2 separate regions of the Homo sapiens genome follow, and region 2 is linked to region 1. A link is a loop called in an ENCODE intact Hi-C map of the cell type or tissue named here. Cell type or tissue: adrenal gland. All regions are shown on one strand. Links, peaks and the distances in the headings refer to the core of each region. The heading gives the core; the rest is flanking DNA.

The links. Peaks named below come from ENCODE experiments on the same cell type or tissue, not always from the same donor. Only the 100,000 strongest peaks of a DNase experiment are listed, where the experiment ranks them.
Region 2: it touches region 1 in a loop (2.6-fold over the local background); 89 of 110 quality-filtered maps call a loop at or near these places.

The regions. Positions count from the first base shown.
Region 1 is chr1:3,483,364-3,495,516 of GRCh38, reverse strand. It overlaps MEGF6 (multiple EGF like domains 6), which reads left to right. Exons shown (of 37, transcript NM_001409.4): 31 at 776-904; 32 at 1,018-1,146; 33 at 1,393-1,521; 34 at 1,618-1,746; 35 at 2,750-2,878; 36 at 4,558-4,605; 37 at 4,928-7,566. The coding sequence ends at 4,989. Among named protein-coding and RNA genes, the nearest start is that of ARHGEF16, 35 kb to the right of the region's middle. RefSeq lists enhancers at 2,847-3,371, 3,372-3,897, 10,752-11,586, 11,587-12,153 and silencers at 4,017-4,146, 4,167-4,216. In adrenal gland, for the core only: a CTCF peak has its summit at 4,135 (motif pointing left); a DNase peak (open chromatin) is centred at 4,116; H3K27me3 peaks cover 804 bases.
Region 2 is chr1:3,594,067-3,606,219 of GRCh38, reverse strand. MEGF6 (multiple EGF like domains 6) reads left to right here. Exons shown (of 37, transcript NM_001409.4): 2 at 3,620-3,754; 3 at 10,773-10,882. Among named protein-coding and RNA genes, the nearest start is that of MEGF6, 11 kb to the left of the region's middle. RefSeq lists an enhancer at 8,742-9,638. In adrenal gland, for the core only: no CTCF peak of the experiment used is centred there; a DNase peak (open chromatin) is centred at 6,729; H3K27me3 peaks cover 432 bases.

The DNA.
Region 1 (12,153 bases), core at 903-8,902:
TGGCCCTTTCTGCCAGGCCCAGGGCTCAGGGACCAAAGTGGAAGTGGGCCTAGAGCACAGTCAAGAGTAGAGAGATGGGCTGGACCCAGGGGACAGGCGTAGTGGCTCCTGCTCAGACAGGCCCAGTGCTCATGAACACAGCCACAGCCTCTTGGCCTGGTCCCACCCTTAGTCTGCATCAAGGGACTGGCTGCCCCCACAGCAGTTCTTGGCCTTCTGGGCTCATTGGGAGCCTGTGGCAGCAGAGGGTTCAGGATCCCAGGGCTCAGGCCCCAGCTGGGATGTAGCTTGGCCCCGCCTCACTCCCAGGAAGGATAGTGCCATCAGGCCGGTCATCAGGCATCCGGCTGTAACAGCAGGGCTACAGCCAGCCACCTCTGAGCCCACGGCAGCCCAGCCACGCTACTTCTCAGGCCTGAAGGATGTGCCTTCACTCCCAAGCGGGAGACAGCTGGTTCACAGTGGGCCGCTGCCTCCGTGAAGCCTTCTGTGAACCCCTTCCTGCAGGCTGGGCAGGCGCTCACCCAGCCCCTTCATGACTGAGCCACCCTCAGTTCCTAGACCAGGCCTGGCACTTGGCAGCCTGAGATGACCAAGGAATGAGAGGATGCGGCTGGTGCCACTCCCTGGCATGTGCCCGCCCAGCAGGCAGAGACTGGCACTGATGGGCCTCAGGAAGCATTTACCGAGTGACTGTCAGCCTGTGGGGACATATCCCCAGAGGGAGCCCAGCCCTCGGCCAGAGCTCCAGGCAGCACCTGCCTTCTGTCTCCAGGCTGCCCCCAGAACCGGTTTGGCGTGGGCTGCGAGCACACCTGCTCCTGCAGAAATGGGGGCCTGTGCCACGCCAGCAACGGCAGCTGCTCCTGTGGCCTGGGCTGGACGGGGCGGCACTGCGAGCTGGGTGAGTGTGCGGGGCCAGCGGGACCCCAGCATCCCCTCAGGGAGGTGCCCTGGGCTGCCATAGGGCTGGGCAAGGCTGGTGCCGAAGGACTGCCCACCCTGCCCTGTCCCCAGCCTGTCCCCCTGGGCGCTACGGAGCCGCCTGCCATCTGGAGTGCTCCTGCCACAACAACAGCACGTGTGAGCCTGCCACGGGCACCTGCCGCTGCGGCCCCGGCTTCTATGGCCAGGCCTGCGAGCACCGTGAGTTGGGGGCCTGTGCAGCTGGGCTGGGGCCCCTTTGAGCCACTGTCCACTCCTCCCGTGTGGGTGATCCAGGCAGCAGTGAAGTGGTGGGGAGGTGGGGAGCCAGCAGCAGTGGGGAGGGACGAGGACGGGCAGGAGGGGGCTTTTCTCGGGCCCCTGGATTGGCGGGTTTTACTCACTCTGGGCAAACTGGACATTTCTGCCACCGTGTGCCCTTGTCTCGTGGTAACCGGCGTCCTTCAGCCTGTCCCCCTGGCTTCCACGGGGCTGGCTGCCAGGGGTTGTGCTGGTGTCAACATGGAGCCCCCTGCGACCCCATCAGTGGCCGATGCCTCTGCCCTGCCGGCTTCCACGGCCACTTCTGTGAGAGGGGTGAGTGCTTGGTGCCTCCCTGAACCCCCGCTCCCTGGCCCCGTCCCGTCTGGGTGCAGGACAGGAGGGGGACACTGAGCCCACTGCCCCCACCAGGGTGTGAGCCAGGTTCATTTGGAGAGGGCTGCCACCAGCGCTGTGACTGTGACGGGGGGGCACCCTGTGACCCTGTCACCGGTCTCTGCCTTTGCCCACCAGGGCGCTCAGGAGCCACCTGTAACCTGGGTGAGTCTGGGGTCCTGCCCAGGAAGGGCGTGGGTGTGGGTCTCCATCAGTGACCAATATTGATTGGTTGGGCCCTACCTGTGCCAGTCCTGGGCTGGCCACCAACCCCTCTTGTTGCCTCTGCACCTGGACTGTGCCCCCTGGGGGGGCTGGAGTCAGCTGCTGGGACATGCGGTACCAAGCATGGCCCTCCTGCTGGAGCCTTAGGCCAGGCCCTGCCGTGTGGCCCCCACAACGTCCCAGGAAGGCCATGGTCATGGGAGGGGGCTCTGGTTGGGTGGAAAGACTTCCCTGATCTGCCAGCTGTGGACTGGGGGACATCAAGGGGGCTGTGGCCCCTCCAGCCCAGAGGGCCCCACCTGAGGATAGGAGGGTCTCACCTGAGGATAGGAGGGACCCACCTGAGGATAGGAGGGGCTCACCTGAGGATAGCAGGGGCTCACCTGAGGATAGGAGGGACCCACCTGAGGATAGGAGGGGCTCACCTGAGGATAAGAGGGGCTCACCTGAGGATAGGAGGGGCTCACCTGAGGATAGGAGGGACCCACCTGAGGATAGGAGGGGCTCACCTGAGGATAGCAGGGGCTCACCTGAGGATAGGAGGGACCCACCTGAGGATAGGAGGGGCTCACCTGCTGGGGCTGCTTACCTGGCCTTGTGGCTCTCAGGCCTGTTGTGCCCTGAGGGGGCATCCCTGAACACTGGCTCCTGTTTGCCCTCCTGGGGCGGGGCAGGAACTCGGTGGTGACTCTGGACGTGTGCCTGGGGCCTGGGCTTTCTCATGCAGGAGCTCACTGGCTGCAGAATGTAGCTGAGGAAGGCAGGGCAGGGACTGTTTACTCCTCAGGGGAAACCGAGGCCCAAGGTCTTAGCTCCCGCACACACCCAGGCAGAAGGCTTCACTCCACCTGGGCTCTGCCGCGGGCCCCTAGGCCCAGGCTCCTTGGCGCGGGGAAGGCAAGGATGATGCTCAGGTTTGTCTCCCGCCCCCTCCGCCTTGCAGATTGCAGAAGGGGCCAGTTTGGGCCCAGCTGCACCCTGCACTGTGACTGCGGGGGTGGGGCTGACTGCGACCCTGTCAGTGGGCAGTGTCACTGTGTGGATGGCTACATGGGGCCCACGTGCCGGGAAGGTGAGCTGGGCTTCCTGGGGAAGGGCGGGAAGGCACCATCCCCCAATCAGCCTCAGCTCCACCCTGGCAGAGGATCCCTCTCTCACCCACTGCGGAGTTGGCCGGGTCACCCTATGGCTATTCAGACATAGCGAATGTCATCTGTCCCCACCCGGTACCCAGAGTGTCACTTGGCTTCTGATGGGTGGAGTGTGAGCTTCACAGTCACTTAACCAGGGGACAGGGGTGGGCCATGCTGCCAGCTGGAAACAGCCCATCTTTCCCAGCCCCAACAGCTGCAAGGGTGGGCTGCAAACTGCACCGGGGGCCTGAAGAGGGTCATGACCCCATGGCTGGGCTGGACCATCCACAGTGTGGATGGACGCTGGCCATCCCTGCCCCTCCTGCCCCCCATACACGTGCACCAGGGTGTGAGGGTGTGTCTGTGCACGCACGTGCAACAGTGCGTACAGCAGGGTGTGTGTGCATGTGTGCCAGTACATGTGTGTGGCACCCAGTGTGTGCCAGTCCACGCACGCAGTCCTGCACGGGCAGCAGGCACCTGTGCGTGCCAGTCCACGCACGCAGTCCTGCACAGGCAGCAGGCACCTGTGCGTGCCAGTGCCTGTGTGTTACGTGTGCATCAGTGTGTGAATGTAGCCAGTGCGTCTGCGCAATAGTGCATGCATGTGCGGCAGGGGGCACAGGCGTGTGTGCCGGGCATGTGTGAGCGTGCTCCAGCACCTGTGTGAGGGTGGCTCCTTAGCACCACCTTCAGGACCCTGAGGCTGTCCTGGAATGTGCTCTCTGCCTGCAGGCAGTGCTTTTGGGATGCCCCCACCCCTCTGGCCAGCCCAGACTTTGCTGCCCGCACCCCCCCCCCCACCCCCGCACCGTGTACCCCCCAGCGGTGTTGGGAAAGGTTGTCTCTGCAGAGGGAAGTGGGAGGCAGGCTTGGGGCCTGTGCGGGGCAAGACATGTGGGCGGGGCAAAGGCCGGGCGCCAGGCTGCAGGCTCTGCTTTTTGGCTAACTGGGGATTTCACACTTGGGGTCCTCCGCTTGGAGGCCCCCAAATAGTCTTGACTTTGTGTATGTGTGCATCTGTTTGTGCCTTTCTAAGGCAGTCCTGGCTGCAGATTGTTCAGAGCCTTAAGACAGGGGAGCCCCCATCTCGGTGGAGCGGGGCGGGGCGAGGAGAGGAGGGGCGGGGCAGCAGCCTGTGCGCTGGTGCAGGGACAAAAGGCTGCCCGGCAGCGGCATCTAGTGGTCATCTGTGGTACTGCACCGCCGGCTGCCGGCACCTGCGCTGGGTGCCGGGTGCCGGGGGCAGTGCCTTGACATTGAGCTGGAGGCCTCAGGAGCCTGGGGCCCCATGGGCAGTGTGTTGCTGGGCGTGGGGAGTCCTGGGTCCTGCGCCCTCCCCTGGAGTGGACTTGGCTTGGCGTTCGGTAAAGCCCCTGATGTCGCGGGTAGTAGAGGCTTGGAGGGGCTGAGAGCTTTCCTATGGGGAGAGGGAGAGCCCCCCCCCCCAGCTCCCGCCCCCGTTCCTTCCCCGAGTGCAAAGGACTGAGAAGGGAAGGAGACTGTGCGGGGGAAGTGGAGGTCCCTGAAGGCCTGGATGGGGTCACGCCTTGCTGCCATTACTGTGGCTCACTCAAGGCTGGGGGTACTAACATGGCCTGCTCTCTCTCCCCTCCAGGTGGGCCCCTCCGGCTCCCCGAGAACCCGTCCTTAGCCCAGGGCTCAGGTAAGGGGTGTGGGGAATGCCCGTGGGCTTGCCAGGAGGGTGGGTTATGGCAAAGTCAACGAAGAGTGCTTAAGTATAATCTGGGCCCCACAGGGCAGCAGCTGCACCCGGGGCCTTGGGCCCCAGGAATCTGGAGCTCAGAGACCAAGGCTGGGGCCAGAGCTGGGAAGGACAGGCTGGGAAGGATGGGTGGGCCCCACCCACCTGCTGGGCTGAGCTGCTGAAGGGAGGGGTGGGAGGGAGAGGTGCCAACCCAGAACCCAGTCTGTTCTGGGAGCACCCGCCCCACCCTGGACTGGCCCTCTTTTCTCCTTTTCCCCAGCGGGCACACTGCCCGCCTCCAGCAGACCCACATCCCGGAGCGGTGGACCAGCGAGGCACTAGTAGAGGCAGTCCCGTGGAGCCCGCCTCTCCAGTCCCAGCCAGAGGGGACCCTGGCCTTTGGTGACCACTGAGAAGGACACTTCACGGGCCCAGAGCTCCTGGTACTGCCCTTCCTTTGAGGGCCGTGGAGGGCTGTGGACAGCCCAGCAACCTGTCGCTCTTGGAGGCTGGTGTGGCCTTGAGGAGGGAAGCCTCGCATGGCCGCTGGAAGAGAGGCGCCTCCTGGCCTGGCTCTGCAGAACCCAGGGGCACGCTCTGGGCCTGGGCTGAGGAAGTCCCGCTCTCCCCGCGGCTCTGAGTTGGACTGAGGACAGGTGTGGGCGCCAGTGTGGGTGCAGGCGCAGGTGCAGGCACAGGGCCACTGTCCTCCAGGCAGGCTTTTTGGTGCTAGGCCCTGGGACTGGAAGTCGCCCAGCCCGTATTTATGTAAAGGTATTTATGGGCCACTGCACATGCCCGCTGCAGCCCTGGGATCAGCTGGAAGCTGCCTGTCATCTCCTGCCCAATCCCCAGAAACCCTGATTCAGGTCTGCAGGCTCCTGCGGGCTCACCAGGCTGCTGGCTCCGGTACCATGTAAACCTAGGAAGGTAAAGGAGCAGGCAACCTCCTCGTGGCCTGTGTGTTTGCTGTGTTACGTGGACTCTGTGTGGGCTCCTCCCTGGGGCCCGGCCAGCATAACGGTGCACCCAGGGACCTCCCAGTGCACCCGGGGCCCTTTGCAGGGGTGGGGGTGCCACACAAGTGAAGAAGTTGGGACTCATCTCAGTTCCCAGTGCTATTGAGGAGAACGCTGGGGCTGCATTCATTACCGCTGAGACCCAGAGACTGGCTGTTCCCAGAGAATGGCCCAGGGGGAGGAGGGCTGGTGTGGAGGGGCAACCTGGACTGAGGCCGAACTCCCTTGGGCTCACCCCACCCACCCCTACCTGAGCATCAGCAGTGGGGGGAGGGCAGCATCGCAGGGGCAGGGACTCCCTGGGTGAGGACAGACCAGCCCTCCCGAGCACCTGGCACTCATGGGCTGAGGCTGACTTCTCCTGGAAGAAGGGCCCAGAGTGGAAGGAAGAGGCAGAGGGTAGAGGTGGTGGCTGGGGGCTCCTCTGCAGAGTGGGGTGGCCAATGGAGAGGGCTGCACTCACACCGCAACATAGGACTCTCTCTCCCTTAAGAAGGCCCCCTTAGGGTCTGGGCTGCCGCCCCCATCACCCTAAAACCAGCCAAGGTAGCTGAGGCCCCAGGGCAGACAATTTCACCAGCAGGAGGAGGAGGAGTCCAGTGAGCTTGGTTGCTCACAGACAGCAAGGGAGCTGTCACAGAGGAAGCTGATGAATGGACCGCTGTGGGGAGACTTTAAAGTAGAACAGTGATAAGGGAGGGCAGGATGGTGGGGATGCAGAAGCAGCAGCCAGAGAGAGACGGACTGGGGTGCAGACGGAGTGTGGAAAACGCATACCTTGAAATGAAGCATCCAGCAGATGGGGTGAGTGGATACAGCTCAGGAGATTCTCCCAGGAATAGCAGGGAGGCGTAAAGAGAGACAACGTACAGAGATAGATGAATGGAAATGGGTAAGGGAGGTGTTCATTCACATCCATCTAACTGCAAAATACAAAAGTAAGAAGTCATTGACATGAAGCAACGACGACCAAGACGTTCTCAGATCTAAAGGTGAATGATCTCAGTCAGCCTGGAAATGCACAAGGTGGAAAAATAACATAAAAAAGCCATAAGACCTTGAAGAACATCAATGTCAAAGATAAATTCTAAAGTCCCAGAGAAAAAAGAATGGGAATCAAATTGACCTCAGACTATACGTGAGAAACACGGAGAGCCAGAAAACTGTGATGTTCCATCCTCAGAGTTTGAAGGAAATATTTGAAGGCTGAATTTTACATCCAGCTAAACTATCAAAGGCATGCAAAGTCCATGTTATTCTTAGGCCTTCAAGGCCTCGGCCATTTTTCTACAGAAAAGCCTGATTTTAAAATGCTCTTAGAGACGTTCTCCAGCCAGAAGAGAAAGAAGCCAGGAGGGTGCTCTGAGATATTCAGTCACCACAGTTCCCAAATGGCCTAGGAATTCAGAGAGTCAGAATATCACCATTACTCCCCAATGGGAACCCCCGACAGTCTCAGCATGGTGTGAGGGTGTGGACGGGGGGCCTGGCAGGTACCAATCACTCATCCCGCTCAGTGAAGACACAGTGTTCAGCTACGGAAGCCATAAGGCAGGCCGAGCTTCTGCCCATCCGGAGGAAATCTCAGCTATCCAACGGCGGTCAGGAGCAGAGGAAAATAAAGCAGAATAACTAGAAAACACGCTCACAGATCCTAATGTTAACGGTTACAAATGACGACGGAAAAACAAACTCCTGACCATATATTATATAGTTTCAAGCAGCAAGAAGGAGGATATTGAACATTCTCAACACACATAATAAACGCTTGAGATGATGATATGCTCATTACCCTGATTTGATCACTAGACATCCCATGTATCAAAACATCACTGTGTATCCGATGAATATCTACAATTATTGTCAATTAAAAACATCATTAAAAACAGACTAGACTGCATTAAAAATATACTAAATAGTATTTTTACTATAAAAGACATGCTTCAAAGGGTAGAAACACAGACATGCAGAGTAAACCAAAGGAGAATTAGGGCAGGCGTTTGAATATTTCAGGGTAAGAAGCATCGTAACAGTCTGTAAATATACATACACATACACGCACCCAACAATGAGGCTCGAACATTCATCCAGCAGTGATGGATAGAGCAGGTAGAAATAGCTGTCATGGGTGATTTGAACGTGCACTTTACAAAAACCAATAGTTTAAGCAAGTAAGACATAGCAATGGTAACCTGAATAAGCTTGCACACACACGGTACATCTGTGTTTATACTTACATGTTTACTGTGTTCACATACACACACCTTTTCAGCTTAACAACATTTATAAAATTACAGGGTACACATGCAGTTTTGTTACATGGACATAGCATATGGTGGAAGAGTCTGGGCTTTAGTGTTACCATTACTGAGTAGTGTACATTCTGCCCATGAAGTAATTTCTCATCCCTCCCTGCCACCCTCCCACCCTTCCAGTCTCCAATGTCTGTTATTCCCCTCTCTGTCTGTCTGTACACGTTATTTAGCTCCCACATATAAGGGAGAGCATGCAGTATTTGACTTTGTTTCTGAGTTATTTCACCTAAGATAGTGGTCTTCAGTTCCATCCATGTTGCTGGAACAGTCATGATTTCATTCTTCTTTATGGCTGAGTAGTCGTCCATGGTGTGTGTGCATGCAATACTGCATGTCCGTACTACATGGAATGCAGATATATATATATATATATATATATATATATATATATATATATGATATGTAAAACTCACACATGCGTGCACACACACACACCTCCACACACATCTTTATCCAGTCATCCACTGATGGACACAGGTTAATTCCATATCTTTGCTCGTGTGAACAGTGCTGTGATAAACACATAAGTGTGAGCATCTTTTTGATATAATGAATTCCTTTCATTTGTGCAGGTGCCCTGTGGTGTGATTGCTGGATGGAATGGGAGTTCCATTTTTAGTTCTTTGAGAAAAACCATAACATTTTCCATACAGGCTAAGTGAGTTCACATTCCCACCAACAGTGTATATGCATTCCCTTTTGTCTGCATCCTCAACATGTTATATTTTTGACTTTTTAATAATAGCCATTCTGACGGTGTGAGATGATATCTCATTGTGGTTTTATTTTTATTTTTATTTTTTGAGACAGGGTCTCACTCTGCCACCCGTGTTGGAGTGCAGTGGCGCCATCTCGACTCACTGCAACCTCCGCTTCCAGGGTTCAAGCAATCCTCCCACTTTAGCCTCCCAGGAAGCTAACTACAGGTGCAAGCCACCACGCCCAGCTAATTTTTGTATTTTCTTTTTGTAGAGATGGGATTTTGCCATGTTGCCCAGGCTGGTCTCGAACTCCTGAGCTCATGTGATCTGACTGCCTCAGCTTTCCAAAGTGCTGGGATTACAGGTGCGAACCACTGCACTCGGCCTCGTGGCTTTAATTCACATTTCTCTGATGATAAGTGATACTCACACTTACATTTCTGTGTATAAACTTTACATTCAGCAGGTGCAGAATAATGGAACGCTTAAGAAAACCGAAATTTCCTTCTTTGAAGACTAAGAAGCAAGAAAGCACCTTGCAAGACTGATTTTTTAAACACGAGAGAAAAAAATACACAAGAGTTAACTACAAACACAATAGAGAAGAAGGTATAAAAATTATGAGCAGCTATGTACCAATAACTTGGAAAACACTTAGAAAAATGATAAACTGGGGGAAAAATGCCGAGACTGGTGTAAACGGAGGTTAAAAATGCGAATCAGGCAGTGGCCTAAGAAGAGGCGAAGAGCCGTGGGAGAGCCGCTCCTTCCCTCCGCTCAGCCCCAGGAATCCTGGCACAGCTGTAGCATGCATGGTTACACCAGGTGTATACCATACATTTGTCAACCAGGACTCGTTCCAGAAATTTTTTTTTTTTTTTTTTTTTTTTTTTTTTTTTTTTTGAGACAGAGTCTCGCTCTGTCGCCCAGGCTGGAGTGCAGTGGCTCGATCTTAGCTCACTGCAGGCTCCGCCTCCCGGGTTCATGCCATTCTCCTGCCTCAGCCTCTTGAGTAGCTGGGACTACAGGTGCCCGCCACCACGCCCAGCTAACTTTTTTTTATTTTTAGTAGAGACGGGGTTTCACTGTGTTAGCCAGGATGGTCTCGATCTCTTGACCTCATGATCCGCCCGCCTCGGCCTCCCAAAGTGCTGGGATTACAGGCGTGAGCCACTGCACCTGGCCCAGAAATTTTAAATGGAGGAAAAACAGCTCACCTCATCCCACAAAGGCAGCGGAAACTTGGCTCTAAAACCAAGAGAGGACAGTAACAAGTAAAGTAACTGCAGACTCATTCCATGTAGGCAAAAATCCTAGATCAAATATTAGCTATCCAAATAAGAGTATTTTACCAAGAACACTGGCCTGACCGAATGGACTGGATCGAATGCAAGGACGGTTTCACATCAGAAAATGCGTCGGTGCATTTGGGTGAGAAGAGAAATCAGATGACTGTATTGATGGCAGCAGGAAGAACGTTGGACAGAGTTCAATGCCTGTTTGGGATAGGCATTCTTGGAAACCTGAGAAAGGACCTCTTTTGATAGTGGTTAGGTGCAAGAGTCATGTTCAGGGGAGAAACCGATGAATTCAGGTCTGTGCAAAAGATGCCGCCCAGCGGGGCCTGCCGTGCCCACTGGGGTGACAGTCGTCTGGTCCTGCTATACCTCCTCCCAGCCTTCTGCTCTTCAGAGCCCTGCCGTGACATCCCATGTCTGTGCTAGGCCTTCCCCATCAGAGCACAAACTCGGGAGGCAGGGGCTTCGCTGTATACCTGGACCACCTGGAACCGGACCTGGGTAGAGCGCGGTGAGTGTCGTCACAGGAGTGAATAAAGTCAAATCAGAAGATGCCTGCATCAGCCTCACTGCCCCCCACCGCCCCAGCAGGCAGTATCTTCAGATGAGGAGAAGCAACTGAGGTATAAGGATCTCAGGGGAAGACACACCTGCCGTGGTTCTCAGGGGACAGGATTATCTCCACGGAAAACCCCAAAGGGCTAACAGACATTGCTATAGCTGATGATAAGGATTCAGCAAGGTTGGCAATAAAATCCTATAAAGCATGGAAAATGTACAACATGTATAAAACCTATAACATCGATAGTGCTTCAACACCAACAATAACTGACAAGAAAACTACAAAATAAGACACCGTTCAACATGGCAATAAAACCTGGAAATCTACGGGAATGTATCTGGCGAAAGAATTTCTGGATTCTTTCAATTCTTCTGATACAGTTTATAAAGACCTCAAAAGGCCTGACAAATGACAACTGGAAGGCAAATGTGACATGAAAAAATGTCACTTCCCAGCTATGTCAGATGCATTCCAGTTTGCTGGAAAGGCCCAGCGACAGAGCCCACAGGTGGCATCTGGTGGGCAACCTGCCATGTCTGAAATGGACAAAGGTCTGGGGTCAAGAATGGCAGAGCTGAGCTAGAGAGAGGAGGACCGAGCCGAGCCAGAGGAGGACCGAGCCGAGCCGGAGAAGGGAGGACCGAGCCGAGCCGGAGAGGGGAGGAGATGGGCAGAATTCACGGAGACCCCACAGCCAAGGCCAAGTGTACGGAGAAGGCCCATCTCGCGAAGACCAGAGATCTGCACATCAAAACACCGGTCTACGGCTTACGCCCACCAGCAAAAGTTGGAGGCCAAGGGCTCTGAGTAAATGTGGGGTGAGGACCCCCCATGAACCGCCGGGGTCCCAGGGCCAGCCCTGGAGCCGGCGGCAGTCCGGTCATCGGAGGCCCCGGGGCCCGGCCAGCAGTGCCTCTGCCAGACACCAGGTGGCGTGAGAGGAAGGTGTGCGGCAGGCTGGGGAAGGGGAGTCCCTGCAGAGGACACCGCCAGGGTGGGGCATGTTCTGGAATGTTCCGGAGGGGAAAGATGAGCAGAGCCGCTCAGATAGATCCTAAAACGTGGTTGGGCAACAGCAGGAACTAGGATGAGGTCATGTGAGTGCGCACCCTGTGTACAAATTCCCGGTCACAGGACAGCAGCAGGGGCTCTGTGGGCTGAGGATACACATGGCACACCGGACGGGGTGGCGGGGACACGGGGGTGGGATGGAGGGATGTGCTCACGGTGGGGCTCTGGACCTGCAAGGTGACAGACCCAACTCCGTGCCTGGACAGAGGGACTGGTGGCCTGTCCCATCTCTGGCTGGACGGAGGGACCGGTGGCCTGTCGAGTCTGATGGCTGTCCCGGCCTAGCTGGGGCGGCCACTCCCGCGTGGCTTCTGTGCTCCTGTGAACCACACCCCCCTTGCTCCCCTGGCCGCAGGAAAGGTTAGGTGGTGCCTGTCTGGACCCAGCAGTGTCCACTCTGTGCCCGCCCAGGGCTGGGCACTGAAGTTTGCCAAGATGAACCCCAGCCCTCGGCCTGGGCTATCCTGCCCAGGGTGGCCTTGGGGACAGGGCTTGGGCGCAAGGCCTCAGCAGCAGCCCCCTCCCACTGCCCTGCATCCA
Region 2 (12,153 bases), core at 1,763-9,762, 110 kb before region 1:
CTGCTGGTCCTGGCCGGGGGACCCCACTTTGAGAACCACTGCATGACGCTTTGCAGCCCTAGAGCCCGATGGTTGGTGGGGTGGGTGCGTTCATCACGAGTTCTGCCCTCCAAGATGTGCTAGTTCTTTAAAACACCTGTCTCTGATCCCAAATTTGACACTGTTACATGAAAGTGTGAATTTTTGAAGTTTCAGGGGGACAGAGTATCTGTCAGTAGGAGGAGGACAGGGTGGCACTGTCCCGGGAGGGGTTGGGGAGGGATCTTCATGAAGGGGCGCAGGAAGCACGGGGGTGCCACCGTGGAGCCAAGGCCATCCCTTGGGTGGGGGCCGGGTCCTGGAACCTGGAGAGAGTGGGCACGGCCTCCGCCCCTGACAGGAGGGCCACACCCCAGTGCCTCTTCCACATCTCTTCCTGGTCCTCCCATTGACTAAACCCACCTGGCAGCCAGAAGGCAAAGTGTGTAAGTGAGTGTGTGTGCCTGTGTGTGTATCTGTGAGTGTGTGTGAATGGGAGTTTGAGAGTGCATATGTGTGTGCGAGTGTGTGTGAGTTTGTGAGCTTGCATGCGTGAGAGTACAGAAGTGTGCGTGTGCATGAGTATGTATGTGATTGTGTGTGTGTCATTGTATGAGTGTATGTGTGTGTATGTGAGTGTATGAGTGTATGAGAATATGTGTGATTGTGTGTGAGTGTGAATGTGTATGTGTGTGATTGTGTGTGTATGTGTGTAATTGTGTATATGTGTGTATAGGTAAGCATATGTGTGTATGAGGGTGTGTGATTTTGAGTGTGAAAGTGATTGTGAGTTGTGTGTATGTAATTGTGGGTATGGTAGTGAGTGTGATTGAGTGTGTGTGAACGTGCGTGAGTGTATGAGCATGTTGAGTGTGTAAGCATGCATATGAATGTGAATGTGTGTGATTGCGTTTGTGTGATTGTGTGGGTGTGAGAGTATGTGTGAGTGCCTTCTGTTAGTGTGATTGTGTTCGAGTCCATGTAAAGTGTGTGTGACTGTGTGTGTGGGTGTGTGTGACTGAGTATGAGTAAGGGTGTATGTGACTGTGAGTGTGTGACTGTGTGTGGGTGTGTGTATGAGTGGTTGTGAATGTGTGTGATTGAGTGTGAGTTTGTGTGTGACTGAGAGTGTGAGTGTGAGGGTGTGTGTTTGTGTGTGTGCAGGTGCTGGGAGGATGTGATCCACAGAGGTCAGCCTTGGGTCACAGCAGGGTGGGGTGGGGCAGTGGCCCTGGGGGCTGTGAGACCATCCCCCATGGGTGCTGTAGTCTGGGGGTCAGGAATGAGGTCAGGACCCAGCCCCAGGGAGGCTGAGGAGGGCTCTCCCTGGAGACGTGACCCTCTGTCCCTGATCCAACCTCTGGTCCTGCCCCCTCCCCTATTCTCACTCTGGGATCCGTGGCCCTTAGGACACAGAGGCCCAACAGTGCTGGGGGAAGGTGGGAGAGACCTGGCCCTTAGTCATCACCATTAGCTGGTGATCTTGAGCAGATCAGGGGGTCACTGTCACTTCCTCCCTGGGAGGGGAGAGATTCGATGATGTAATGTCAGGAAAGGACCTGGTGCTGGGCACGGAGGAGGCACTCCTGAACGAGTCACCTCTTCCCCAGCTCCCAGGTAGAAATAGTCGGGGATTTTGGAAGTCTCGCTCTCCACCCAGGTGAGAGTTGTCTTCCTGGTGCAGGAAGAGGCAATGGCAGAGCCTTTCCACCTGCCCTGGGTTCGTGCAGCTGATCCCGCCTAGCTGGAGGGTCCCCATTGCTGCGGAGGCTTCTCGGCTGCAGCTGCCGGTCTGTCTGGGAGTTGGTGGGGAACCTGGACCCTGCTTATGGCCAGGAGGAGCTCTGCCCTGCCTCGTGCCCTGCCTTGTGCCCCACCCTGCAGTCACCTGGGCCTGGACTCCAGGAATCAACGCTACCTCGGGTGGGCAAGCCTCAGCCCTGGGATGGGACGTTTGGGAAACTGCGGGAGAGTGTGGGCAGAACCTCTCGGCAGGAGGTCATGGGCAGGACATGTCCAGCAGCAGCCCCAGCCCCTCTCGGACTTGACTGGAGACCTGGAGCTGGACTCTGGTCCCAGCCTTCGTCTGCCCCTTCGTGGGTGGGCAGCTGGAGGCCAGGGTCCCTCCTCTGGGTGCCACAGCAGCCTGGTGGAGCCCCTGCTGTCCCGGCTGGTGAGGCCCTGCCATTTGCCCCTCTCAGTTTTTGCCATCGCTATGTTGGGTCTGTGCTTTCTGGATTTGTTCAGCACAAGGGGGTGGGCTGAAGTCAGAGGGGACACAGGGCTTCCCACACAGCACGAGCCCCAGGAAAGAGGAAAAATAAGTCCTCCATTGCAAGAGCCTCCATCTGGGGGCGGCTGGCCTGGGGCCAGGGTGGCTGGACGGGGCGGGCAGTCTCTGAGTGCTGAGCCAGGGTCCGGCCCACGGGGCGGCGGCTGGTTAGGAGCTCCTGGCAAGGCCTGGGCGGAGGGCGGTACCGAGCCTGGACAATATTCCCGGTGGGGTGGGGACCTCTGATGAGGAGGCTGGGGGAACCCATGCCACCTGCTTGCCCCCAGGAGGTGGGAGGGGCTCTGGTGGGATCTGCCAGGCTTGCTGCACCTGAGGCTGGAGGGGAGACACCGGCCCGCACCAGGTATGCCTGGCCCTGGTTCTGGGGAGCAAGTCCAGAGCTGGGAGAGCAGGACAAGCCTCTTCTTTCCTCTGAGGCCCCCCAGACGTCACCTGACGTAGTGGGACACGAGCACTGGAGCCTTGTCCTCTCCCCCCGAATTTGCCTCTGTGGAGGGAGCCCGCCTCACCCCTCGGTCAGGGCAGGCCAGGGGCGAGCCCCTGCTCTGGGGGTGCTGGCCCGTGTGGCTGTCTTTGGAGGGTCCCTCCCTCTGACCCTTCCCCCCGCAGGGCCTGAGTCCTTTCTCCACCTGCTCCGAGCCCGGTGGGGTCTGGATGGCTGGCTTAAGGTGCCTGTCCCTGGCATGCCCCCTCCCCTGGTTTATGCAGCCTCTGGGCTGGAGAGGCCTTGGAGGGACCTGAAGGAGTTTGGCAGGGATGGGGCTGGGGTTTTCACCTCCTCCTCCAAGAGCAAACACTCACCAGTGTGGGTCATAGGATGCCGGGGAGCCGCTGACTTCACAGGGGATGGGCCCGGGTTCACCCCAGCCATGTGCCCCAGCAACATCAGGCCTGGGGACATCTCTGAAGCGAGGTGGGGAGGGCTGGGGTGGAGAGGACAGAATGGGCCCGCGCTTGGTCCTGGATTCTGGACGAGGTGTGACTGTGCCTTGAGGCCACAGTTCCTGTCTGTTGAGGCAGCGTCGTTGGTGGCTGTGTTGCAAGGTCTTAGGGCACTAGGATCCACGCTGTGGGCCATGCGTGGGGGATGTTGCGGTCATCTTGCCTTTTCCCCTGAGCTCCTGTGCCCTCAAGCCTGGGTCCCACGGCTGGCCTGGGGCACTGGCATGGGCACTGTGCCGTGGAGGCCTGGCCACGGGTCTGGACCTCACTCCAGATGAGCTGACACCCAAGGCTGGGGGTGCAGGAGGGGTGGGTGTTGCCGGCTGGGGGTGGCCGAGGCGCTGACTCTCCGTGTCTCTGTTCCAGGCCCCACGTGTGTGCTGAGCAGGAGCTGACCCTGGTGGGCCGCCGCCAGCCGTGCGTGCAGGCCTTAAGCCACACGGTGCCGGTGTGGAAGGCCGGCTGTGGGTGGCAGGCGTGGTGCGTGGGTCATGAGCGGAGGTAAGTGCAGGGGCCCGTGTTGGGGGAGGGGCTCCATTCACACAAAGGGCGGCACTGACCACCCGGGAGCTGGGCAGCTGAGGCCAGGACCCCGTCCTGGTCTCAGGGCCACACGCAACCCCTGCCTGAAGCCCTCATCTGAGCATGAGGCCTCTCCCACCCTCAGGGTGGGTCTGCCATGGGGCTACTCACATGCTGTAGCCCTCTCCTGTTTAGCCGAGCACCTGAGTCCTTTGTGAGGGGTGTGTGGAGGAGGAGGGGCCCAGCCCGGGAGGATGCTGGCCACGCAGGAAGGGGAGAGTGGTCTCAGCCTGCCAGGGGCCCGGTGGGAGGCTGCTGCTTCTTGGCCCTAGGGCCTTGTTCCCCAACACACGTGAAACTTTTTACTGCGCAAGATTTTATTTCAACACCGAACTTGAGTGCCTGTGCACACCTCTCCCCCTTTTATAGACTCAGGCTCTGCAGAGCCAGCCCTGCCGCAAAGCGGGTTGTGCCGGGAGCTGGCAGCCCCCGTGTCAGGTGGAGAGTTTCCGTGTGTCTGTGGGAGGGAAGGCAGGAACGCATTCTCAGAGAAGATCGTGGCTAGCTTCTCAGCCTGGGATCTGCGGAGGAGCCGAGGCCCTGCTCTGCGCTGCTCCCTTGGGCATGGGGTCCACGCGGGACACCTGCACCTGCTGTACCTGCTCCAGGGGGCTCTGGCAGCTTTCTGGTCAATGTGTGTTTGCTGCGCAATTCAGATGTGTTCAGAGTAGAGGAGAAAAAAACCGTTAAGCAATAATGGTGGTTCTCACTCAGGGGCAGTTCTGTCTTCCTACCCCGGGACAGTGGAGATGTGGAGTCAGGTTTGGTGACAGGTGAGCTGGGCAGGCTGAGGGGGCCAGGGATGCTGCTGAGCATCTCAGCACACAGGACGACCCCCCGAACAGACGACCCGGCCCAGTACCAGGAGGGCTGAGGTTCAGGGATCCTGAGCCCCCAAAACAAGAGATCTCAGGAGGGCTGAGGTTCAGGGACCCTGAGCAAAAAGAAGAAATCTCCTCTCATTGTTTTCCCCAAAATAGCAGCTTGCAGTCTGTCCTGACTGTCACCCATGCGTGGATGCGGGCCTGCCCTGTGGATGTCATGCGTGCATGGATGCAGGTGGATTTCCCTGCGGGAATTTGTTTGCATCAGCCAGGTCTCCCGCCAACAGCTCGTGGTGGAAGAGCTCTGTTTCTAGAAGCAGCCAGAAGCCATCTGAGCCCAGGGCTGGAGAGAGTGCTGGTGGCCGGGCTGAGGAAGTCCCCTCGCTATGGGGGCATGATTTCTCCATTGTGGTCTCTAGGCTAGCCTGAAGGCAGGGTGGGAGCAGCATTGCCGATGTGCCGGGGTCCTCAGCCTCCTGGCAGGGCACTGGGGGCAGCCGTGGACAAAGTCCCCCTGCTTGGAGGGGGGGGCACTGGCAGGGGATCCCCTCCCGGCATTACCCAATGCAGGGTGTCCGGGCCTCTTCACCAACCCTCCCTCCCGAAAGGTGGCCATTCTGCCTCAAGGTCCTGGGCTTGTCATGGGGGAGGGGCCGAGGTCCACCTCCGAGGACCCTGGGCTGTTCTCACCTGGCCCCCGCTCCTGGGGGAACCAGAGGCTTCTTACCACCCTGGTGCCGGGGGGATGGGCGTCCTGTGTGCTCTACTGGAACCAGCCCCAAGTGAGGTGGTGACATGTGGCCTGGGCCCCTGTCCCTTTGGGATGCTTCTGGGGCTGTTCGTGGGCACAGGGTGCTCCCAAATCCCACGTTTCCAATTTGTGTCCCCTCCCAAGCTGCTGGAGGCTGAATCCAGCTGTGCAGCCTCGGGGGAGTCTCCTCAGATGCCAGGTCCAGATATCACTCCACGCGGCAAGACTTTGGGTGGTGCCTGGAGCACCGGCCTGAGGCTTGCTCCCTTCATCCCTCCCAGGAGCCAGCCCTGTTCCCCGCCCTCCAGCTCCCGCCTGTCCTCCTTCAGAGCATTGCTTCTCCTCCTCTGCCATCAGGAGTCCCCGTCCCTAACCCTGAGCCCTTGCCCATTTGCCCTCGAGCCCCCAGTGCTTATGACCAGGTTCCCAACTCACTGTGGAACTGGTGGGGACCCCAGCATCCCAGCTGGGCTCTGGGTGCCATCGTGGAGGTGGGCACAGGCCACTCCTCCTGTGCCCACAGGGACAGCTCTGCCACACAGCAGATACCTGGGTATGTGTGGCTGGGCTCAGCAAGGGCAGCGCTGCTCATTGGCTTGGCCACCATTCAGCCGGGGCACTGAGCATTTGAGGCCCCTGGGTTCTGGGGAGATGCAGGGAAGGCAGCCCGGGCTGGGGAGATGCAGGGAAGGGCTGGGCAGGCTCCTGGCGCTGCAGCCCAGGCCGGGGCAGCTGAGGCGGGACCCCACAGCACTGTGGCACTGAGGGGTGACTCAAGGGTGAGCTGGTGCCATGGGAGGCTCGTGGTTTCATCGCTGGTTCCACCCCTACCAGCCTGGCGACGTCAGCCTCCTTTTTCTCACCCGTGAACTGAGCTGACAGTATTTCCTGGGCCTGGGGTCGTGCCTGTCAGAGCCTAACCCTTTCTGGGCTGCCTGGCACAGCCCAGAAACGGGGCACAGAAACGGGGTGCCCACGCGCAGAACAGCCCCAGCAGGGCAGGGTCAGGGGCTGGCCTGGGCTTCCTCAGGCCCTGGAGTGAGGAGCAAGCATGAGTGCTGGCCGGCAGGGCACCACGCACGCCCCTCAGCCTCTACGCACCTCCATCTGCCACCTCGCCAGCCGGGCCGAGACTGCCGCCAGGCCCTCCACCGTCACACGACTGGGTGACTGGTGACTCGGGCTGTGAGGCCACAGCTAGGCTTGGCGGCAGGCACCCTGCCCAGGCCTGAAGGGTGCCACATGTGGCTCTGAATGTCCAGCTGTGCCTGCAGTGTGCCTGTGCCAGGTTGTTGGGGCCTCATTGTCAGGACAGTGTCCCCGAGGGCTTGGCTTCTGGCCTTCTCTTTCTGTGGTGATTCTTTTCCACTGGTAATTCTCCAGTTGGTTGGAGCAGGATGCAGGGTGGCTGAGAGCCGAGGGCGAGAGGCAGCAGCTGCTCACCCCACAGCCCGAGGGCACCCTGGCTTGCCTGGTGCAGGGTCACCCTCCTGCCCTGGACAGACAAGGAGACACCTCCTCTCCTGAGCTCTGGGGGGGAGGCCAGCAGGCTGGATGAGACCCAGTAGGGTGGGAACCCGCCAAAGCCTCAGTTTCCCCACCTGGCTCACAGCAGCGGTGAGGATTAGATGAGCCCCCTCCCCAGGCTGGCCCCGCAGTGGCTGTGTTGTGGTGTTGTGGTGGCTGCGGTCAGAAGGGCAGCAGGCGTCAGCCCCTCGTCTGGCTTCTGGGCTGTGGAGCCTGCTGCCTGCCTCAGGCAGGGCCGCGGGGTGATGGGTGCTCCAGCCCGGCCCGGCCCAGAGTAGGTGAGGCTGTGAGTACAGCTGAGAGGGCGCCCGGGTATTCAGGGGTCTTGCCTTCAGCCCCCTCAGTGGGTACTTCCCTGACAAACCCGGCCGGGGGCCCTTTGAATAAAGGGGCTCCCGCGCTCTGCAGAGCAAGGTCCCTGAGAAGGAAGGGGTGGGGGAGGGGCTCTGAGGGTGGAGCTGCCGCTCAGGTCCCTCCTGCCAGGCCCACACTCCCTGAGCCGTGGCCTCCACTGTGAGCTGGTGGCTGCAGAAGGCAGAGGAGTGGGCCCCGGGGGGGGGGGGGGGGCTCGTTACCATGACGACCCCCGCCCTGCGTGAACCAGCTCCCCAGCGTTGGAGCCCGTGTGGGCTGGTGCTGGCTGCAGGAGAACGGAGGGCTGGTCTTCACGGGGCTGCAGGGACTGCAAGGGTCATTCCCTTTTGGGGGGATGGAGGGGGTGGTCAGCGGCCCAGGGAAGCAGCACGTAGCCCGGCACTGCTGCAGCCTGGGAGAGGGGATAAATATTTACCACGCACAGGCCCAAACACTCTCAGCTCTGCCAAATATTGTTCGCCGTGGTGGTCGGTTTCTGTCCGGGCAAGTGGTTTCATGTCCTGCCAAGACGGGGTTTGCAAGGCGCTCCCAGAGCGTCTCTGTGCAGTGCGCGTGCATGAGCACGTGCTTCCGGGAAGCGGCCCGCCCGCCGGCCGGCCACTGGCCCCGCTTGTTTGTTGGATCAGGGTCCCCAGGGCCCACCTCCGGCTTCCCATGCAGCAGCCCCGGCAAGCTGGGGGTGTTTTGTTACCCAGAGACGGCAGCCCGGCTGCCTTGGCCACTCCCAGAGGCTCAAGGGCCCTTGATCCCAGGCTGTTGGCTGGGCCCCTGGTCACCGCCCCTGCAGACAGCGGCAGAGATGGGGGAGGGTGGCTGGCTGTGGGGTCTGCAGGCTGCAGGGCAGGCCCGGGGCGGGCGCATCTTCTACTCCTTCGATTTCTCTTTCTATGTCTCTCTGTCTTGCCTCTGTCCCTCTCTGCCTCTGTCTCCATCCTCCCGCTGCTCACATGCACGTGAGCAGTTGTCCTTGCAAACACAAAGGCCTCAGAGCCTTGGGACCCCTGGGCAGGTACCACGCGGTGAGCTGTGCAAGAGTTTCCTGCCACTGCTGCAGTGAGCCCCGACAAACCAGGTGGCTTCAAAACAGCAGGGCTTTATTCTCTCCCAGCTTCAGAGGCCGGAAGTCCGAGATCAAGGTGTGGGCAGGCTGGGCCCCTGCAGGGGCTCTGAGGGGGCGTCTGTCACAGCCCCCAGCTTCTGCTGCCGGCTGTCTGGGAGTGCCTTGGCTTGTGGCCGCCACTTCCGTCTCTGCCTTCCTGTTCACACAGCCATCCCCTGTGCCTGCGTCCAAATTTCCCTCTTCTTATAAGGGCGCCCGTCACTGGATTAGGGTCCCCCATCCACTGTGAATGACCTCATGTTAACTTGACTGCAGGTGAAGCAGAGACCCTATTTCCAAGAAGTAAGGTCACAGCCGGGTGGACCTGAGTTTGTGGGGACATTAGTCACTGCAGAACAAGCAGCGGGAGACAGGGCGTCAGGGTGGGCAGGTGGCACAGGTGGCCGTCTGTCTTGCTAGTAGTCCTTGCTAGAGTGAGGGTGGAGGCTGTTTGGGCAGTGGAGGGGTGAGGACCCAGGCGTCAGGGCGGCTTCCCGAGGAAGGACGGCAGGGTGGGCAGGCGGATCCTGGGGCTCATGTGACCCATGCTCTGGGGAAGCAGGAAAGGAGCTTCCTCGAGAGGCAGCGAACCTTCCAGAAGGCAGAGGAGTAGGCATCCGTGTGGCCAAGGCCTCATTCCCCTGATGACCCCAGCCCTGCGTGAACCAGCTCCCTGGTGGCAGTGGAGCTGTGTGAGCTGCTGGTGGCTGCAGGGCAATGAGTGGGCGGTCCTCACAGGGGCTGCGGGGTCCGCGGGCCGACCAGCCCTCTCCAAGGGTCTTTCACTTTAGGGGGCATGGAGCGGGTGGTTGGCGGCCTGTTGGGGGCAGCTCGAGTTGGAAGAGGCCCAGACAAGGAGGAACTGAGACTTACGAGCCCCGGGATGGGGCTGTGATGGTGGGAGGCTTGCTGGGGCTGTGGGCTGGGGTGCCCCCACCTCCCACCTTCCCTCTGCTCTAGGTTTGTAGCTGTCCCACTCAGGGTGAGTTCCAGAGTGGGAGAGGCAGGCCCCTTGCCAAATGCTCTGCCAAGACTTCCCATGCGTGGGGGCTGGTGATGCCTGTAGGAGCAGGGTGGAGACGGGGGCTGGGCAGGGGATGGCGCGGGGTGCCCTGGGGTGGAGACAGGGTCTGGGCAGGGGATGGCGCAGGGTGCCCTGGGGTGGAGACGGGGGCTGGGCAGGGGATGGCGCAGGGTGCCCTGGGGTGGAGACGGGGGCTGGGCAGGGGATGGCGCGGGGTGCCCTGGGGTGGAGACGGGGGCTGGGCAGGGGATGGCGCGGGGTGCCCTGGGGTGGAGACGGGGGCTGGGCAGGGGATGGCGCGGGGTGCCCTGGGGTGGAGATGGGGGCTTGGCAGGGGATGGCGCAGGGTGCCCTGAGGTGGCCGGGCTTTGTGGACTGCACGGTGCTGGTGGCCTGAGGCAGCGTCTGGACTTGGGGAGGGGGACGTCATGTCCTCTGGGTAGCTGGGGTCTCTCTGGCTGTGGGCACCTTCTCAGGCTGGCCAGATCGGGCTGCCCATTCCCAGCAGGACACTGCCGTCTCCTGGGGGGCCTTACCATTTTCTGCTCAGCCTTAGTGACAGCCGCAGCCCGTCCCATCTGAGCAGGAGCCAGCCTGTGAACCAAGGCTGCCCTGGCCACACTGCCTCCGGGAAGCCCTCCCTGCCTGCCCGCCATGGTGCCTCCTCTCTGACCTGGGCCCACACAGGTCCTCCTGCTGCTCCCCTAACTGCTTCCTCCAGGTCTCCTCTGTCTCCCCAGCTCAGCTTTGTCCTCCTAGGTGTAGGGGGCAGTGGCCATTGCACCTGTGTGTGGGGCTCCTACTGGGGCCGTCTGCTTCACTGATGGACTCAAAATATGGAGTTTGAACTGGCACCTCCCCTGCCTGGCACAGCCCACCCGGTCCCGGGCACCATGGGCCCACTTGGCTCATCCCAGAAGCCATTCTGGCTCCAGGGCTGGGCACTTCCAACTCCCCGAGATGCTCACAGACCTGCCTGGTACTGAGAGCCGAGTGAGCGGTGAGATGTGCGTCCCAACGCCAGCCTGGAGCCAGGACCACCGTCGGGAGGGAGGGGGCCAGGCAGGGGCAGTGAGGTAGCGTGTTCCCGGGTTGCATGCAGCACGAGGCCACTGTCGCTGGCTCCAGCATGGCCCCTGCTGCCTCCATGCTGCCCCCTCGTTCAGAAGAACCTGGCTGGGCATTGGCATCAGCCACCCCACCCAGGAACCTTGGTGCTGCAGCCTGTGCCGCCGGGAACCCGGCTGACGCAGAGTCAGTCTCCCCAGGGGTGCAGTGAGAGCCGAATACAGCCAGTCCCGCGACGGTAAGCACTTCCCTTCTCTCTTTCTTTCTAGAACCGTCTACTACATGGGCTACAGGCAGGTGTATACCACGGAGGCCCGGACCGTGCTCAGGTGCTGCCGAGGGTGGATGCAGCAGCCCGACGAGGAGGGCTGCCTCTCGGGTGAGTGCCGCCTGCGCCTCCCCGCCCTCCCTCCACCTCCACCCCAGAGGACTCAGCAGAGCCATGAATCTGCCCCGGGCCTGGTGGGGATCGCCCTTCCCCAGCAACACGAGAGACTCAGGGAACACTCGCTCAGCAACGCCGTTTGCCAAAGGCTGCAAAAGCGACGTCAGCGAGGCTGGCAGAGCTGCGGAAAGAGAGAGCTGGGGCCGGGTGGGGTCAGTCCACTTTGCTGGCTCTGCCGGAGGACAGGAGCCTGCCATTGGCAGGGTGTCTGAGGGTTTCCTGGGGCCATGCATTGGTGTCTGTGGTTCATGGACTCCTGAGCCTAGTTCGGGGTTTACCTGCCACACCACGCTCACCCCCAGCTCCCTGAGTCCCTCTCCCTGCCCTGTTTCCCTATACCGTGTTCTCCCAAGGCCAATCCGGGCCGGGTGGCGGGCCTCAGCTTCAGTGGGTGTAAGGGAGCCGCTCCTTCCTCTCTCCGTTATGTAGCCAGCACAATTGGAGAGGCCCGTGCTGCATACGACCTGACCCGGGCAGGTGCTGATGTGCTGGGGCTCAGAGATGGGGGCCCAGGACTGGAATTGGGTGGTCTGAGCTGAGCGGGCGGCTCTCAAGCCTCTGCTTTGTAAAAGGAATGGGGCTCACAGCTACAGAGATGTTTGGGAAGGGTTTCAGGCATGGGGACAGAAGCCCCGCCAGTGAAACCGCCTGGGCAAAGGGGTCAGTGTCCCTCCCTGGGAGGGGTCAGTCCAGAGGTCATGGGACCCTGTCCCATAAAGCCGGCCTCCCCTAAAAAATCGAGGTGGCATCCTGCCAGTGAGGGACAGGCTGCGCCGTGGAGTGTGGCCGGGAGTCACGCACTCCCCACATTTTTATTTTGTTACTTTTTATGTTTATTTTTTAGAGGTAAGGTCTTACTCTGTCAACCAGGCTGGAGTGCAGTGGCACCACCATAGCTCACTGCAGCCTCAAATTCCTGGACTCAAGCAATCCTCCCACCTCAGCCTCCCGAGTGGCTGAGACTGTAGGTGTGCACCACCACGCTTGAATAATTATTGTATTTTTTGTAGAGACAGGGTCTCACCATGTTGCCCAGGCTGGTCTTGAGCTCCTAGGCTCAAGCGATCCTTCCACCTCGGCCTTCCAAAGTGCTGGGATTACAGGTGTGAGCCACCATGTCCCGCCAGCACGCTCCACGTTGAGGTTTAATGGACAGTGGGCTCCCCTGGGCTCCGGTGACAGGAACAGAACCCAGCTCTAGGGGT